2 separate regions of the Homo sapiens genome follow, and region 2 is linked to region 1. A link is a loop called in an ENCODE intact Hi-C map of the cell type or tissue named here. Cell type or tissue: PC-3. All regions are shown on one strand. Links, peaks and the distances in the headings refer to the core of each region. The heading gives the core; the rest is flanking DNA.

Region 1 (9,760 bases), core at 1,057-9,056:
TGATTGAAGTCTCATATTTCCTTAAAATGTATAAAACCAAGCTGCACCCTGACCACCTTGGGCACATGTTCTCAGGATCTCCTAAGGGCTGCGTCACAGGCCATGGTAGTTCATATTAGGCTTATAATAAATCTCCTCAAATATTTTACAGAATTTGACTCTTCATCAACAAAACTGAGGTGAGATTATTTCAGCAAGAAAAGTTGGCAGAACCTAGGAAACAGGGGAGGGAGGGATGGAATAGAGAGGGAAAGTTTTTTACAGGAAAGAGCAATAGGAAGTGAGGAGGGACTGAGTCAGGGAAAGAAGGCAATGCACATGATCGATCACTTCTTAGGCCCAGGCAGTGAGGTGTAGTTTTTAGCAAATAAGATAAACCAGGGCACAGGACAATTCCTCAATCCCCAATATCTTCACCAATCCTCATCACCCACAGACTCTCTACAGCACGGGGAATATTCATTTTCCAAACAATGCATACAACTAATTTACCTTCAAGTTTCTTTACAAGAGTAAGTTACGTGAAACACCCTCTGAAGCAGCTATGGAACAAACTCCTCTCAAACAGACTTGGAGACTTGATCAGCACCTCCTAATTGACTAGCACATAGCTACAAGGAATTCACCACCAGATGATGATCTCCTGTAGAAGCAGCTGGGTGATCTGCACTGCCCTAGGCACTAGAGTAGAACTATAACCAAATAGGTTACCTATGTTAGAAAATTTCCATGGCATCTTGACAAAATTAAAGCTAAAAATGTCATTATAGCTACTTATTGGCTGTGTAAACAAAAAACGTGTAGGCACTGAAAACTGGGTAGAAGAGCACTGCTAAAATGTTTCTAAGTCACACACACACACACACACACACACACACACACTTTACTAACCAAACCCATGAGAGCTATTCTGTGTTTCTTCAAGTTGACTCTATATCCTTGATTTCATCTACTATGTGTCAATTTGTAGGTTAATTCCAATATGATTTTCAGGCCCAAATTTCCATTTCCATTTCCATATTGTTTTGTGGGAGTGGGAGTAGCGTGATTTCAAAGTCACATTTCCAAGTCAACTCTGTGTATATACAAGGAGGGAAGCAGTTAATTCTCTAATTGTGTGGGCAGTAAAAATAAGGACAAGGAAAATGGATCAAGCCGATAATGGAGGCAAGTCAGATGATAGATTAGGATAGGTGTTCAATCTGAAAACTTGTTAAAAAAATAGCAAGGCAAGGAGCTGAGTCATAAGCCTGAGAGGAAGACAAAAACAAAGAGAATTTGAAGACAGGGAAATACGTATGGTACTGCATGAGACCTAAAGAAACAAGTGTAAAAGATAAAGCCATAACAGGCTTATAATTCTTTCTTTGTCCAAGGCAGCAGGCACAATGAAACCAGCCTTGTTAATAGGCCTCCTGGGGGCCTGAGCTACCCCACATGGATACCTAGAATACCCCCTGATACAGCAAGTGGGTGCAGCTGCCAAGTGTTAGAAGTGTCTGATTTTTAGCTCTTTCATTGATATTTCCATCCTCTCTGTAAAAAGAAAAGCCAAGGCTCATCATGGGTATTTAAAAATAAATTGGGATGAATAGGATTTGGTCTCTAATGCACACTCAAACCACAAAGAGATACAGCAACTAATCTATGTGACTTGGTGAATAGTAAATGGCTTCTCTATCTCAGCCCTAAATTTCTCCAAGGTCTAGGGATAGTGGGACAGCACTAATTTACAAGTCTTCTGTAATGTATTAAAATATATACCATTATGTTTTAGGAAAAATATTTAAGGCTTTATTCAGCTATAAATACTAGTGTGGGATTTCATTAAGAAACATCGAAAATGATTTTTTGATTTGCTTTCTATGCCTTGATGGTTTCTAAAAGATAATCTATCTTAACAATGCATTTTCATGTTTTTATTTTTTAAATAACATCTATGAAGGAAAGTTGAGCTGAACCTTCAAGTTACAAGAAATAATGTGTCTTTTATGATCCCAATAACTTTTTTGACATTGGTCATTATTGATTATACTAAGTTATTACTAATTATACTAAGCATTCTTTTCTTTATAATACAGATTTTTAAATGCAACCATATATTATAAATTCAATTCATTTTATACATCCCATGTTGAGTTGTGTATTATTTTTATTAAATAGTTTGCATGTTTAATCTTTCTCATTTTGAGCTATTCTCCCATTTTATCTGACTTTTTAATGACAATGTTAAAATTCTATTGTTTAGTTATCAGTTCTGTATCTTAAAGTGATAGGTACATTTTATTTTCTGTAGAAAATAGAAACTGGAAAGTAGAAAATAGCAGAAAATAGAAAGAGTAGAAACAAGTAGAAAATAGAATATAGAAATTGCATGTGTGTGTAGGGATACAATCATAACAGGGTTAAATGAAGAAGCTCTTTATAACTGGATCTTGTAAGATTGACAGCAATTTTACAGGTAGTGATTGGAAGAAGAGGAGCCTTTTAGCCAAAGAGAGGGGCCGGGGGCAATGACTGTGATAGCAGTATTTAAACTGTGTTAGGTGGGGGACTTAAGGGAGGAGGTTATTATCGTTCTATATGTCGGAAATGATCAAAGCCCAAAAAAGGTAAGTGCAAGTAGAAAGAGATAGAAGGGTACAGATATTACAAAAGCAGAATATTTCTAGCTTCAAGGAAAAAATATAGGAGAAGAAGTACATTTTGTTAGTGGAATAGGTCTACAAATCATATTGCTTTCAATATCTACTTTATGACTTCCAAATCAGTAGTCTTAATCTAGACATTTTTCTTGGTCTTGGAAACGATTAGACACTTTCACCTAAATATTTCACAAGTATTTCAGATTAAATATTATCAAAGTTTAACTCCATCATTCTTTTTTTCTTTTCACCTCAATCCTGCTTCTCTGTTTTTTTTTGTGTGTGTGTGTGTGACTAAAGCTCTACTACCCTTTCTGCTTTTGAACCCAAAATCCTGACTATAACCCTTCATTTCTCCAGGCTTTGCTTAGAGCAGCCTGCTCAATCTCTCTCAGCCCTCTACCCTCTACTCTACTCCTCCTATTGGGGTGTCCAAGGGAGAGAATACAGTCATGGGTTCTTAGTTTCTGTTTCTGGTTGGACCAGTAAAGCCCCTTCCTCATCCCTCTTTTCTGCTTATCACTAAATAAAGAAACTAAAACCCATGGTGTCAGGCTGCTAAAAGCCTAAAACAAAACAGAACAGCAATAGCAACAACAAAACAAGTGTGTATTATTGTCTTATTTCAGGCATCATCATTGCTCACCTGAACTTACTCTTTACCTCCAGGTTCACATTTCCCTCTACTGCTTCTGGAAGATTTGGAATTGCAAGTTGTATCAAGAATCTCGCTTATTAAAGATCCACTAATAGGTCCTCACTGCCTTTGATGTAAAGTCAAAGCTTTACCCTACTCAAGAGTCTTCTTAATATGGTATCTTTTTTATCACCACAATATATGCACTGTATGTTATCCATCCAAAAAATAAATGCGGGTCAGAAAATGCCAGACCTTTTGATAAGACTGAAGTGGCAGACAGAAGATCAATGGTTGCCAGGGACCAAAGGTTGGGGGATCAGGGAACTTTTGTTTGTTTGTTTGTTTGTCTGCTTTCTGAGACGGAGTCTCTCTTTGTTGCCCAGGCTGGAGTGCAGTGGCACGATCTCAGCTCACTGCTACCTTCGCCTCCTGGGTTCAGGTGATTCTCCTGCCTCAGCCTCCCAAGTAGCTGGCATTACAAGCATGCACCATCACGCCTGGCTAATTTTTGTACTTTTTAGTAGAGATTGGGTTTCACCATCTTGGCCAGGCTGGTCTTGAACTCTTGACGTCGAGTGATCCTCCCGCCTCAGCCTCCCAAAGTGCTGGGATTACAGACGTGAGCCACAGTGCCAGGCCACTTTTTTTTTTTGAGACAGTCTCACTCCTCCTACCACAGCCTCCCCAACAGCTGAGAGCACAGACATGCAACAATGTGACTGGCTAATTATTTTTATTTTTTGCAAAGATGGAGGCTTGCTATGTTGCTAAGGCTGGTCTTGAATCCTGGGCTCAAACAATCCTCTAGCCTTGGCGTCCCAAAGTGCTGGGATTACTGGCGTGAGTTACTGGGCCCAGGCCATGAGTGAACTTTTTGAGGTGATGGCTAAGTTCATTCATGGTTTTTTTAGAGGTTCCATGACTATAAGTTTATAAAACTTATCGAAGTGTACACTTAATTTATTAAATTGTATTGCATGTGTTATACTTTAAAAATGATAACATCAATACAGTGTATAACTGAAACTCAAAGTAAGTTTGAAGAAAAGTATATTTTTAAAATATGCATTGCTATATGTAAATTCTTAAAAACATCTCTATCAAAAGACACAAATACCTCCAAAAATATTCAAAATTGTCCCTGAAGGGCAGTGTAACACCTCTGAAGTCTACTAGAATAAATCATTTAGTACTTTGCAGTATAGGTGAATTTGAGGAGAATATGCCTACATTTTGAAAGTAAATGAGGAGGTGGGAAAGGGAAATGATAATAGTTTGAACTCCATGTGGAAGAAAATCAAGGCACCCCAGCAAACAGCAGACACCAAAGACAGACATGCCATAGAGCCCTTCTTGAATTTTCCAGCTCAAACAACGCTCCCACTGAATGCAGCCACATGAGGGAGTCCAAGAGAAGCCAGCAGGGGAGCCAGCAGGCCATCTGTAGAATTGTGAAAAAAATAAATAGCAGTTCTCAGCAGTGAGAATCTTGGATGGTTTATTACATAGACATGGAAGACTGAAATACCCTAAATCAGGATTAGGGGCTGATTTAAAAATGTATAACATTTCATTTCAAAAATCTAAAACTTGTAACATTGGGGTTGGGACTGGTTAGGAATGGAGACAACAGAATAGCAACGAGATCGTGAGTGGAGGCTGGAAGGGCAGAGAGAAAACTGCCACTGGAGGCCAAAGAAAGGGAGACGATGTCATGTAGAAGGAAAAACAAAGTGGTAAAATGTCATCAGTGGTAAATAAAAATAGAGAATGTATGTAAGAAACTTGTGTATTTGGTTTAGGGGAATTTTAGGCAGACTGTTCATAGCATCAGCTATTTTTATTTTCTTTTAGACGTATACATTATGAGGTATGGAAAAAGAGTGATGAACAAATGAAGGAAGTGTTCATTTGTCAGGCAGAATTTGCAAATATAGGAATTCTAAGTCCAAAGCAAAATTGTGAGAAATAATAAATTGTTGTCTTAAGCCATGGTGTTCTGGGGTATTACAGGGAACAAAAGAATTGCCACAGCATTTATCATTAGATACAACACCAGAAGCCAAAATGCACTTGTTCTTAAATAAAATAATTTCTTCAAGTTAAGTTGAAGATAACTTGAGTAAAGTTTTGTTGTGTTATTTACATTAGTTTGAGCTATATGAATTTGCATATTATCAACCATTTTGTCTTACAAAAATGGTACTTTGATATGGTTCAACTTCATAGGTTTTCCTTACTTTCTCCAGTAAGCTACATCATGTTAATATACTCCTCTCTTTCCTTCCTTTCTTCATTTAACAAATATTTATTCAGTATTTTTAATGGAAAGTACTGTGATAACATAAAAATTCATTAGGCTCAAAAATTTTCACAGCATATTTATAATACAGTAAAATAAAATAATTATAGTATATTTATAACATACTTTATAGTATACAAAGCATTTCTTATTATTTTTTCCATTGTTATCTATACATTGTCATTCTGCAGTAGAGGGGCATAACAATGCATAATACTTCACAGCACTTATGACCTAAGTATATTGGAAAAGTTGCATAATTTACTAAACTCAATTTTCTCATCTGAAATTTACACTTCCCCTATATAAAAATGGAAATGAGAGTGACACTTCCTCTTCTAGCTGTTTTAAGGATTAATGAAAATAATGCATGTAAAGAATTTATAATGCTCAGTTCACTCACAGTAAGCTCCCAAAATGTTAGATCAAAACTTCTGCCCAGTAGTATTATTAAATTAGTATTATTACCTCACTCTTCTAACCATTTCACTGACAAGGAAAACAAGATTGGGTGAGTGTAATTGAAATTTTCATAGTAGCAGATCCAAGTTAAAAATCTATGCCTTTCTTTTGAATACCAGCCCAGTCTTTCCCTAGATCTTGAGACCCACCCTGGCCTTTTGACACCTTTAGTTAACTATTGTACTTAGATGTATTATATGTAGTAGAAATTCTTTAATTTGCCTGTATGTGTCTGAAACCTCCAATATTTGCCTCCCTCATCCTAAAATACATTGAGCTTGAGAAAACCTGACAAAGTTTGTCTTTGATGGACATTTAAACAAAATCTGTGTCTTATGATAGGAACAATAATGGATTAATTCAAATTTTACAGTTTTTTTTTAACCACTGTTTTAGCAGAAAACTTGAATAATGAATTTAGACAACATTTCTTTTCATAGCCAATTTTATATGTGAATTCATTGTCACATAGTATCTGGCTTCTGGCATGTGCAATACATATTTGTAAAGAACTATTTGATGTTATTAGATTATATTGATATTATCGTGTGCCTGCACTTAAATAAGTTGAGACTAATTTAATCTCATCACACATCGCAGGTCAGATTTTATTAAGATTATTCCCATAAAACATTTAAAAATAAAAGCTTAGTGCAGATTTCCTGAGATAAATGTGATATTTTAACATATCAAGACTGTGATGGTCAATTTTATGTTCCAACTTGATGAGGTTAAGGGATGCCCAGATAAACATTCTTTCTGAGTGTGTCTCTCAGAGTGTTTCTAGAAGAGATAGGTGATTGAGTCAGTAGACTGAGTAAAGAAGATTCACCGTCACCACTGTGGGGTTGGCATCATCCAATCTGCTGAAAACCTGAATAAAACAAAAAGGCAGAGAAAAGTTGAATTTGCTCTCTCTGCTTGTGCTGGGACATCCATCTTCTTCTGGCTTGGGACATCTGATGCTCCTTATTTTTGGACTTCGGAACTTACACCAGCTTGTCAGCCTTAGTCCTTGGGTGTTATATCATCAGCTTCCCTGGTTCTTAGGCATTCATCTTTCATCTAAATTACACTACCAACTTTTCTGCCTCTCCTTCTTGCAGATGGCATATCTAACTATTGTGGGGCTTCTTGGCCTCCATAATTGTATCAGCCAATTCTCATAATAAACCTCCTCATATATATCTCTCTATATACTCTATTGGTTCTATTTATTTGTAAAACTCGAATCCACATAAATTCCATGGTGCCTTTAGACTAATATTAAGTCGAAAGATTTTAGAGTCTATAGTCTAAAGACTAAAGTCTAAAGTCTAATGACTTTATATTTGTCTAAAGGCACCATGAAATTTATGTGTATATTTTTAAAATTTTGTTACAATGCCCTGAAAGTTTGCTAGAAACATATGCTGATATTCTATCACAAATAGAAATTTTGCAATGTTTTGACATAGTTCCACTCCCAAAGCATAAAAACAGGAGAGAAGATACTGTTACACTCTATGGTCTTCTTTGCTGTTTTCTCTCTTTGCAGCTCTATCCGAATCCAATCTATCCTGAGCAATAGTTTAGTCTTCCTACAGGCTGGGTTAATTATTTTTAAATATTCTTCTACCCTAGATCTTGGTAGATTATCTGACAATACTATTTTTACCACTTTCTTACTCCAAAATGTTCTAATGGCTTCCTAATTTTCATTGCTTTAAACCAAATTTATTCTCACTGACTTGCAAAGCCTCCCATTGTGTATTCTACTCTTACCTAATCAGTCTTACTTTTCACTCCTCCAAATTGTATCATATGTTTGGATATTACCAGTGCACTACTGTTGTGTAAATGGTTTACTATTTCTGTCTTAGTCTTTGATGATGATGCCTTCACTCATGTTGTCTTCCCCTTTAAATTCCTTCTACTAAGAGGCACACTCCAAATAGTGCTCTATGTTCTCCATCCCCTTACTGACCATTGTCTCATTAATTATTATTTAATGCTTCCTAGGAAAGTGACTTCATACTTACTCCACCCTGTACATTTTCTTCAGTAGGAGAAATGGTAATAAGGAATGCAATATGTGCTCGTGAACAAGGGTCATTGCAAATGCAGCCTTCGTTCATTATAACTGGGAATTCATCTATTTAACCCAAATGTAGTCTGTATATTTTAGGGGTTTGTCCACTGGGGCTGATACTTTGCTTTTTAAAAAATTTGTTTTCAAATCTCTGATTCTTTTTTATTTATGTATCTTGTTTTTTCTCATAAAACATTAAACCCGTTTAATATTTTTATCAACTATTACCGATTCCATAATTATCCAGTTAGTACCATACATATTTTATTCCTGTCATTTGTCATTTGATAAGTATTGCCTTCTATTCCTGAAAATAATTTGAGGGTATTTATTTTTTCTTCTAAATCATAACGTAAGGTACTTCAAGTCGAAGACTTTAGCTCATACTTCAAAGCTTAATAAATGCATAAATATTCAGGCTTGATTTAACTGCTATACCAATTTATAATTAGTTGTCCAGTTGTGAATTTTGACAACAATGTGCTATTTTATTTGCCACTTTTTATATTATTCGCTGCTCTAGAGTCTAAGAATCTTGAAGATCAGTATAATTTCTTAAAATTTTCCTGTATTGCCTTCCAGACTAGCTTTACGCTCATATTTGATACTTAAAACAAATTCTTAGTAGTTGATTCATTGACTGAATTAGAAATGAGTTATCTGACTGCAAATGAAATCCTAAGATAAATATTCAATGAAGCATGGTGCCAGTGTATCTAAATTTAATTTTTGATTTGTTAACTTGACATAAACCTTTGTGGATATGGATGATTAATGCTTTCATTTCTAAAATAATATAAATTTGTATTAATTGGCTTGAGTCTAAGAACATTAATTTAAGCATAATATGTTATTTGAATACAGCTGCTCGCCCACATGTGGCCATCCCCAGGATCACAACTGGCTTGGGTGAAATCCACATACAGAGTCTTACTTTTATTTTGTTGTTGTTGTTTTGATTTGAAACATAGAGTCTTGCTCTGTCACCCAAGCTGGAGCGCAGTGATGTCATCATATCTCACTGCAGCATCTACTTCCTGGGCTCAAGCAATCTTCCACTTCAGCCTCCTGAGTAGCCTCAACCACATGCATGCACCACCACGTCTGACTAAATTTTTGTTTTGTTTTTTGTAGAGATGAGATCTCACTATATTTCCCAGGCTGGTCTTGAACTTCTGGGTTCAAGTGATCCTCCTGTCTCAGCCTCCCAAAATGCTGGGATTACAGGTGTGAGCCACTGTGCCTAGCCAGAGTATTACTCTTCTTATCTCACTTTTGGGAAATCTATTCCTTACTATCTTTATTCCTCTCAAATATGCTACCTTGTCTCCATCTCTTTCATATGACTTTGACTATGCTTCAAATTTTACAAAAACAAGAGAGCTTATCAGTTATCAACTCTCTAAGGTTAGACATGTTTACCTATAATGTTATCTAATATGTATTGAAGTCAGAGATAGTGATATTCAGGCTTATATCAAAAAATTATTCTTTTATCTTTGATTTGGCTCTTATCCTCTTTCCAAATACTCAGTATCTTTATTTCATCAAATATTCTCTAGTATCTTCCTCTACATTTGTTTCTTTCTCTCTGCATAGAAATATGTTGAAAATGCTTCCATTCACAAAATATGTTATTT
Region 2 (9,760 bases), core at 808-8,807, 590 kb after region 1:
AGACAAAGTCAATTTTGTAGTCAGTGATAAGAAATACCATGTGCGCGGCCAGGCGCGGTGGCTTACGCCTGTAATCCCAGCACTTTGGGAGGCCAAGGTGGGCGGATCACGAGGTCAGGAGATCGAGATCATCCTGGCTAACACGGTGAAACCCCGTCTCTACTAAAAATATTTTTAAAAAATTAGCTGGGCGTGGTGGTGGGCGCCTGTAGTCCCAGCTACTCGGGAGACTGAGGCAGGAGAATGGCATGACCCCGGGAGGCGGAGCTTGCAGTGAGCCGAGATCATGCCACTGCACTCCAGCCTGGGCAACAGAGCGAGACTCCATCTCAAAAAAAAAAAAAAAAAAAGAAAGAAAGAAATACCACGTAAGCGCATGCATGCACACCCCCCCCAACATAGTAGGTGCTCAATGTCTACACAATGTATGAATATATACATAGAAAGAGTATAGATCACTTTTTAAAAAACACTGAATGTTGCTAGAAAACTCAACCACGAATTGCCTGTGACCCAGGGCTTGACCAAAGCTTCCTTAAGACATCAAATATTGCAAAGAGACAACTTAATGCACTTATTCCCCTATGGTTGTCAGTGTTTTTTTTTGTGATTAGCTAGATCATCAGAAAGTAACATTTCCAGGTCATATTATTACCACAAATCCGTGCTAAAGAGCCTTCACTAAGTTGAAATTTAATGTAACTTCAGGTTTTATTGAGGGTCAATGAAGAAATGTCTATTTGAACATTTCTGTCTTTTACAGACCCCTAGGTTAGGACATTGTTACCATTTGTTACCATTTGTTATTCATGTTACCATTTGTTATTCAAATAATTACCATACACAATAAGTTTCTCTTTAAATTTGAAGCCTGAAAAAATGTTCTGTCTTAAGAAATGTCTATGCTGTCTATCAACAAGTAATGACAACTCTAAACTATAATTACTTATTAATTTCTAGTTAAGTTTACTCATCTAGAGTAACTAATTAATCCCAAAAGTCTTTATACTTTTGAAAATTCTTTAGAGCTTGTTTCTATTTTGAGTTTCAAATTTTTATATTTTTCTTGATTTCTGAAACTGTTGTAATTTTTCAGAAGCAGGTGGAAACAAACTCTATTTATGAAATAAAACTTCCTGTAATTTATTATTATTTTTTGCTTGTCTTTTCTTTCTGGCTGCATTTCTAGAGAACAAAGACCTTGCTTATTCATCTCTGCGGTGTTGTTTCAGAGCAGGCAAAATGAGAATAAATATATGTTAGCATGGAATGACACAAAGAGCTCTGAAAATAAAGCCCAAATTCACATTTTCGCTCCATCAGTTACTAACCATGTGACATTTGGCAAGTTATGTTCATTTATTAGCCTTTCTTTTCTTGTCAACAAAATATCATAAGTTTACTTGTAGCACTGTTGGGAGGATAGAGAATATATATAAATGTGTCAATAAGAGTATTCACCAAATCAGCAAATACTCCTGTCACCTTTTCTCCACCTATAAAGTGACAGTAAAGGACACAATGATGCTACTATTTGTCTCTTGAGTAGGTACCCACAAAGAGAGCCTGAGAGAAATTTACTCATGTGCTTTACTGAAGGTCTGTTCTCAGAAGGGGAGGGAAGAAAAAAGCATGGGGAGGTAGGGCCTGGAACTAATAAGAAAATTATTAATCTAAGTCTGAGACTAGCTTTACCTGACCTCAGAGCGGGTTGTGAAATTGTACAGCAGAGTTGGTTCCATCTTGAAGCAAGGAGCCTGAGCTTTATATCCTTCTCTCAGTCAGTTATTAGCGATTGGTTGTCAGAGCATGCAGGGGTGGTGGTGCATAACCACTCATACATAGTGACTCCTGCTTGGCTGACAACATTATCCAGAAGAAGGAGCAGCTGTGAGATGTTAGCAGCCAACACTCACAGTAGCAGGAAAATGGGCAACCAGGTAAAGGGATGGCCACTGGCATCAGAGTGGGTGGAGACTGGAAATGTTGTTAAACACTCTACAATGTTCAAGGAAGCCCCCCACAACAAAGAATTATCCAGCCCCCAAAGTCAATAGTGCTGCAGATGAGAAACTGTGGAACAGATGAAAGCATGAAAAAAATCAATGTTTAATAATTATTACTAGGAGTTATTGATTTGCTATTAATAACATTCAGACATTAGTAATCAAAAGGGAAAATATGGAATTTCATTGATTTTGCTAGGGAACACACACACACACACACACAAACAACCTCACAGTTTTTATCCTGTGACTTTAGTATTCTTTCATATTATGCAACAACAAGCATAAATTCAGCATGAGTCAGACTGAAATGACTACTTTTGCAAATATCATCCATACAGTCTTGTGCCTTTTTCCACATCTGCTTTCAGTTCTGCCTTATACATGCCTTTATAGATTTTGACGCCAGCACTTTACTATCCTAGAATCTACAGCTACTTGATTTTTTTTTTTGTCTTCTCTCCCCTTTTCTTCTGTGTTTTTCCCTGGCTTTCAGCTCAACTCGTGAACATCAGGATGTCTGCATCCAGCTCTGTTTTTTTCCTTCAGCTGCACTTTGCCTAATGGGGAATTTGGCACATTCCTATAGTTGTCAAATACATCTTGTTCACTTTCATGGCCTCTCATTTCATCTCTGGCTTTGAAGTTCTATAGTTCAGGTTGTTTAGCACACAAGAGAAATAATTAATCTCCTCCCTCTTTTCTAAGGATTGATAACAACCAAGCTAATTATTTACTCCAGAACAGAAATAATTGTTTATGCTAAGTTTTAAATTCAGGCAAAATTCCTTTTGAATAATATGGAACTATTTGACATATGAATAAGAATATAGTAATTATTGTAAGGAGTACATTTAACAGTAGAGACTCTCACATCACATCTATACTTTTTTTTATCTCCCCCCTTCATTTCTTTCCTTCCCATATCCAGGTTTGTGTGTGTGTGCTTCATCCAGATTTTTTTTTCTATCTCTGTAATTGCACAAAAGGGATCTAATTTCACAAAACAGATCACTGCCATTTGTGAGAGAGATACCACAGCAGTCTCAGTAAACCATGTCAAATCAATTCTCAAATCATAAACAATATATTGTACCATTTTGGTACACATGTACTTTTTTCTAGGTTTGCAATTAGCAGGTAACTCCTGAAGGAGCTGATCTCATTCTCACTGATGCAGATTGCTTAAGCAAAATTGGAGAAGCACCCTCTTAAAATCAATCAAAATGAAACAAAACTGCCTTCTGTAGCATAATATAATTTGTCAGTTGGTACTGAGAAGAGTAATTTGGATAGCAACTGTGAAGGGAAAGGTAAAACAAAGAAGAATAAGATCAGAGATTCTGATTTGGAAGGAACCACGAGGCTCATTTCATCCCAAACTTGATAGATGAAGAAATGGACCCAAAGAGATTAATGTCTAGACTATAACAGGTCTTATAATTTGGGGTCCAGCAGCTTTTCTATAGCCTCATGTTAGCTTCTCATTTTGAGGCTGAAGTGTCTGTTCTGATTAGTTCTTCTTAAGAATCCAGAATCATTAAATCATCACTATTATTAATACTGTGCTCTAGTCTGTGTTTCCCCACATCTTTCAATTAAAATCATTCCTTAGCTCTTGATGTATGTAGCAACCATCCTAGCAGGGTATGCTAATACCACCCACTCCTCTCCTACCTCCCACCCCTGTCATCTCAGCACTAAAGTCACCGAGAGGTCATAGGGCTTCATTTCAGTAGCAATGAAGTAAAGAACATGAGACCTAGAATGAAATAAAGAACATGAGATTCTAGGTCAGGCGCGGTGGCTTACGCCTGTAATCCCAGCACTTTGGGAGGCCGAGGTGAGCGGACCACGAGGTCAGGAGATCGAGACCATCCTGGCTAACACGGTGAAACCCCGTCTCTACTAAAAATACAAAAAAATTAGCCGGGCGTGATGGCGGGCACCTGTAGTCCCAGCTACTTAGGAGGCTGAGACAGGAGAATGGCATGAACCCGGGAGGCGGAGCTTGCAGTGAGCCGAGATGGCACCATTGCACTCCAGACCGGGCGACAGAGCGAGGCTCCGCCTCAAAAAAAAAAAAAAAAAAAATCCCTCACCTATTTCATTGTTTATAAAATGAATATGAGATAGATAGCTATAACATAAAGAGATTATTTCTAAGGTTTCTTCAAGTACCATTATAACTGAATGCATTGCACAATCAAAAAGAAAATCCAATTCATTGTAATATTAGTTTACCTAGATATCAAGGAAATGCCTTAGTCCACTTTATTACAATGCAATACAAAAGAAAAAAAGGAAGAACAGCACCCCCACATGCATTTTTTGAAGTATATCCTTTAAATTACTAAGGTCTGATTACTTCCATGTACCTCCTGCTTAAGATTAAAAGAAACAAAAAGCAACACTCAATAGGGTTGAATTTACTGAAGCATCTTCTTTCTTCTCTTTCCTTTTTCTTTCTTTTATTCCTCCTCTTCTTGCTTCTCCTCCTTTCCCTTTCTTCATTTCTTTTGCTTCTCTCCCTTCCACTTCATACTTCTTCCCGTCTTTCTTTCTCTATAAATATTCCAGTTAATTTTCCAATTTTTTTTTAATTTTCCCTGTTTTCTTTCTGTCTACAAATGATTGCAGTAGGTTCAGAAAGCTCATTAACTATTTTCCTTAATGCTTTAACAAAGCAAACACATTAACCTACTGTCATTCTGTAAGTACTTGATTGCCTACATTCTGTAAGCCCTCATGGCTCTTTTGGTCAATAGCTGAATTATTGCTGTTTCCTATCTTTCCTAATTGAATGAACATGGCCCCTTGATTTCTGTTGAAGCTGAGTTGCAGTTGCTTGGCGAATTTTCAGTCTTTCTGATCTTTCCCCTTTGACTGATTAGTTTTATTTATCATCCAGTTTTTTAAATTGTGGCTTTGGCACACCTGCCTCAGGCTAAGAGAACGTGATTAAACACATTAAAAGAAATCCACAGAACAGAGTGGTTACATAATTAATCAGTCTTGAGCAGTACCAAAAAAATGCTGACCCAAAAGCATGACATTTGGGGAAAGGGTAATTTTAAGAGTTTAAAAACATTCTAATGAATTGATTTTTGTTCCTGAATTTCCTTTTTCATATATACAGGCTAGAATATAACAATAGTTATTTCTTTATAGCAAGTCTCCTTTTACAAAATACAACAGTTTCCCACTAGGCGTGGTGTATAGGAATACTAGGTGAACAGTTGATGAAGAATCTGCTCCCTGATGAGAATGCCTTGAGGTAAGTCAGATACATTTTAATCTTCTTAGAGTTATATTTTTTATTCTATTTCTAATTTAGGACATTCATACATCAAGATGACTAGGGGAACTGAACTGCAACAGTATGTATTTTCCATAGAAATTTTTATATACTCACCTCTTTTTTTTTTAGTGTTTTTTCTTTTATTATACTTTAAGTTCTAGGATACATGTGCACAATGTGCAGGTTTGTTACATATGTATACATGTGCCAAGTTGGTGTGCTGCACCCATTAACTCATCATTTACATTAGGTATATCTCCTAATGCTATCCCTCCCCCCTCCACCCACCCCATGACAGGCCCCGGTGTGTGATGTTCCCCACCCTGTGTCCAAGTATTCTCATTGTTCAATTCCCACCTATGAGTAAGAACATGCAGTGTTTGGTTTTCTGTCCTTGTGTTAGTTTGCTCAGAATGATAGTTGCAAGCTTCATCCATGTCCCTACAAAGGTCACGAACTCATCCTTTTTTATGGCTGCATAGTATTCCATGGTGTATATGTGCCACATTTTCTTAATCCAGTCTATCATTGATGGACATTTGGGTTGGTTCCAAGTCTTTGCTATTGTGAATAGTGCCACAATAAACATATGTGTGCATGTGTCTTTATAGCAGCATGATTTATACTCCTTTGGGTATATACCCAGTAATGGGATGGCTGGGTCAAATGGTATTTCTAGTTCTAGATCCTTGAGGAATCACCACACTGTCTTCCACAATGGTTGAACTAGTTTACAGTCCCACCACCAGTGTAAAAGTGTTCCTATTTCTCCACATCCTCTCCAGCACCTGTTGTTTCCTGACTTTTTAATGATCGCCATTCTAACTGGTGTGAGATGGTATCTCACTGTGGTTTTGATTTGCATTTCTCTGATCGTCAGTGATGATGAATATTTTTTCATGTGTCTGTTGGCTGCATAAATGTCTTCTTTTGAGAAATGTCTGTTCATATCCTTCGCCCACTTTTTGATGGGGCTGTTTGATTTTTTCTTGTAAATTTGTTTAAGTTCTTTGTAGATTCTGGATATTAGACCTTTGTCAGATGGGTAGATTGCAAAAATTTTCTCCCATTCTGTAGGTTGCCTGCTCACTCTGATGGTAGTTTCTTTTGCTGTGCAGAAGCTCTTTAGTTTAATTAGATCCCATTCATCTATTTTGGCTTTTGTTGCCACTGCTTTTGTTGTTTTAGTCATGAAGTCCTTGCCCGTGCCTATGTCCTGAATGGTATTGCCTAGGTTTTCTTCTAGAGTTTTTACGGTTTTAGGTCTAACATTTAAGTCTTTAATCCATCTTGACTTAATTTTTGTATAAGGTGTAAGGAAGGGATCCAGTTTCAGCTTTCTACATATAACTAGCCAGTTTTCCCAGCACCATTTATTAAATAGGGAATCATTTCCCCATTTCTTGTTTTTGTCAGAATTGTCAAAGATCAGATGGTTGTAGATGTGTGGTAGTATTTCTGAGGGCTCTGTTCTGTTCCATTGGTCTATATCTCTGTTTTGGTACCAGTACCATGCTGTTTGGTTACTGTAGCCTTGTAGCATAGTTTGAAGTCAGGTAGCATGATGCCTCCAGCTTTGTTCTTTTGGCTTAGGATTTTCATGGCAATGTGGGCTCTTTTTTGATTCCATATGAGCTTTAAAGTATTTTTTTTCCAATTCTGTGAAGGAAGTCATTGGTATCTTGATGCAGATGGCATTGAATCTATAAATTATCTTGGGCAGTATGACCATTTTCACAATATTGATTCTTCCTATCCATGAGCATGGAATGTTCTTCCATTTGTTTGTGTCCTCTTTTATTTCATTGAGCAGTGGTTTGTAGATCTCCTTGAAGAGGTCCTTCACATCCCTTGTAAGTTGGACTTCTAGGTATTTTATTCTCTTTGAAGCAATTGTGAATGGGAGTTCACTCATGATTTGGCTCTCTGTTTGTCTGTTATTGGCGTATAGGAATGCTTGTGATTTTTGCACATTGAATTTGTATCCTGAGACATTGCTGAAGTTGCCTATCAGCTTAAGGAGATTTTGGGTTGAGACGATGGGGTTTTCTAACTATACAATCATGTCATCTGCAAACAGGGACAATTTGACTTCCTCTTTTCCTAATTGAATACCCTTTATTTTCTTCTCCTGCCTGATTGCCCTGGCCAGAACTTCCAACACTATGTTGAATAGGAGTGGTGAGAGAAGGCATCCCTGTCTTGCGCCAGTTTTCAAAGGGAATGCTTCCAGTTGTTGCCCATTCAGTATGATATTGGCTGAGGGTTTGTCATAAATAGCTCTTATTATTTTGAGATATGGCCCATCAATACCTAGTTTATTGAGAGTTTTTAGCATGAAGTGCTGTTGAATTTTGTCAAAGGCCTTTTCTGCATCTATTGAGACAATCATGTAGTTTTTGCCATTGGTTCTGTTTGTGTGATGGATTACGTTTATTGATTTGCATATGTTGAACCAGCGTTTCATCCCAGGGATGAAGCCTACTTGATCATGGTGGATAAGCTTTTTGATGTGCCGCTGGATTCAGTTTGCCAGTATTTTACTGAGGATTTTGGCATCAATGTTCATCAGGGATATTGGTCTAAAATTCTCTTTTTTTGTTGTGTCTCTGCCAGGCTTTGGTATCAGGATGATGCTGGCCTCATAAAATGAGTTAGGGAGGATTTCGTCTTTTTCCATTGATTGGAATAGTTTCAGAAGGAATGGAACTGGCTCCTCTTTGTGCCTCTGGGAGAATTTGGCTGTGAATCCTTCTGGTCCTGGACTTTTTTTGGTTGGTATGCTATTAATTATTGCCTCAATTTCAGAGACTGTTATTGGTCTATTCAGGGATTCAACTTCTTCCTGGTTTAGTCTTGGGAGGGTGTATGTGTCCAGCAATTTATTCATTTCTTCTAGATTGTCTAGTTTATTTGTGTAGAGGTGTTTATAGTATTCTCTGATGGTAGTTTGTACTTCTGTGGGATAAGTGGTGAGATCCCCTTTATCATTTTTTATTGCATCTATTTGATTATTCTCTCTTTTCTTCTTTATTAGTCTTTCTAGCGGTCTATCAATTTTGTTGATCTTTTCAAAAAACCAGCTCCTGGATTCATTGAATTTTTGAAGGGTTTTTTGTGTCTCTGTTTCCTTCAGTTCTGCTCTGATCTTAGTTATTCTTGCCTTCTGCTAGATTTTGAATGTGTTTGCTCTTGCTTCTCTAGTTCTTTTAATTGTGATGTTAGGGTGTCAATTTTAGATCTTTCCTGCTTTCTCTTGTGGGCATTTAGTGCTATAAATTTCCCTCTACACACTGCTTTAAATGTGTCCCAGAGATTCTGGTATGTTGTGTCTTTGTTCTCATTGGTTTCAAAGAACATCTTTATTTCTGCCTTCATTTTGTTATATACCCAGTAGTCATCCAGGAGCAGGTTGCTCAGTATCCATGTGGTTGAGTGGTTTTGAGTGAGTTTCTTAATCCTGAGTCCTAGTTTGATTGCACTGTGGTCTGAGAGACAGTTTGCTATAATTTCTGTTCTTTTACATTTGCTGAGGAGTGCTTTACTTCCAACTATGTTGTCAATTTTGGAATAAGTGCGACGTTGTGCTGAGAAGAATGTATATTCTATTGATTTGGGGTGGAGAGTTCTGTAGATGTCTATTAGGTCTGCTTGGTGCAGAGCTGAGTTCAAGTCCTGGATATCCTTGTTAACTTTCTGTCCCGTTGATGTGTCTAATGTTGACAGTGGGGTGTTAAAATCTCCCATTATTATTGTGTGGGAGTCTAAGTCTCTTTGTAGGTCTCTAAGGACTTGCTTTATGAGTCTGGGTGCTTCTGTATTGGGTGCATATATATTTAGGACAGTTATCTCTTCTTGTTGAATTGATCCCTTTACCATTATGTAATGGCCTTCTTTGTGTCTTTTTATCTTTGTTTGGTTTCAAGTCTGTTTTATCAGAGACTAGGATTGCAACCCCTGCCTTTTTTTGTTTTCCATTTGCTTGGCAGATCTTCCTCCATCCCTTTATTTTGAGCCTATGTGTGTCTCTGCACGTGAGATGGGTCTCCTGAATACAGCATGCTGATGAGTCTTGACTCTTTATCCAATTTGCCAGTCTGTGTCTTTTAATTGGAGCATTTAGCCCATTTGCATTTAAGGTTAATATTGTTATGTGTGAATTTGATCCTGTCATTATGATGTTAGCTGGTTATTTTGCTTGTTAGTTGATGCAGTTTCTTTCTAGCCTCGATGGTCTTTACAATTTAGCATGTTTTTGCAGTGGCTGGTACCGGTTGTTCCTTTCCATGTTTAGTGCTTCCTTCAGGAGCTCTTGTAAGGCAGGCCTGGTGGTGACAAAATATCTCAGCATTTGCTTGTCTGTAAAGGATTTTATACCTCCTTCACTTATGAAGCTTAGTTTGGCTGGATATCAAATTCTGGGTTGAATATTCTTTTCTTTAAGAATGTTGAA

Evidence for each region. Hi-C counts contacts between places; a loop is a spot of excess contacts. Peaks named below come from ENCODE experiments on the same cell type or tissue, not always from the same donor. Only the 100,000 strongest peaks of a DNase experiment are listed, where the experiment ranks them.
Region 2: a loop joins it to region 1, with 4 times the contacts of the local background. A loop is called at or near these places in 3 of 110 quality-filtered maps.

Annotation. Positions count from the first base shown.
Region 1 is chr10:65,354,073-65,363,832 of GRCh38, forward strand. No RefSeq gene overlaps it. Among named protein-coding and RNA genes, the nearest start is that of LINC01515, 210 kb to the right of the region's middle. In PC-3, for the core only: CTCF peaks have their summits at 4,686 and 8,942; a DNase peak (open chromatin) is centred at 4,689.
Region 2 is chr10:65,947,950-65,957,709 of GRCh38, forward strand. The region is part of intron 17 of CTNNA3 (catenin alpha 3); the gene reads right to left. Among named protein-coding and RNA genes, the nearest start is that of CTNNA3-AS1, 130 kb to the right of the region's middle. In PC-3, for the core only: a CTCF peak has its summit at 4,323; a DNase peak (open chromatin) is centred at 2,332.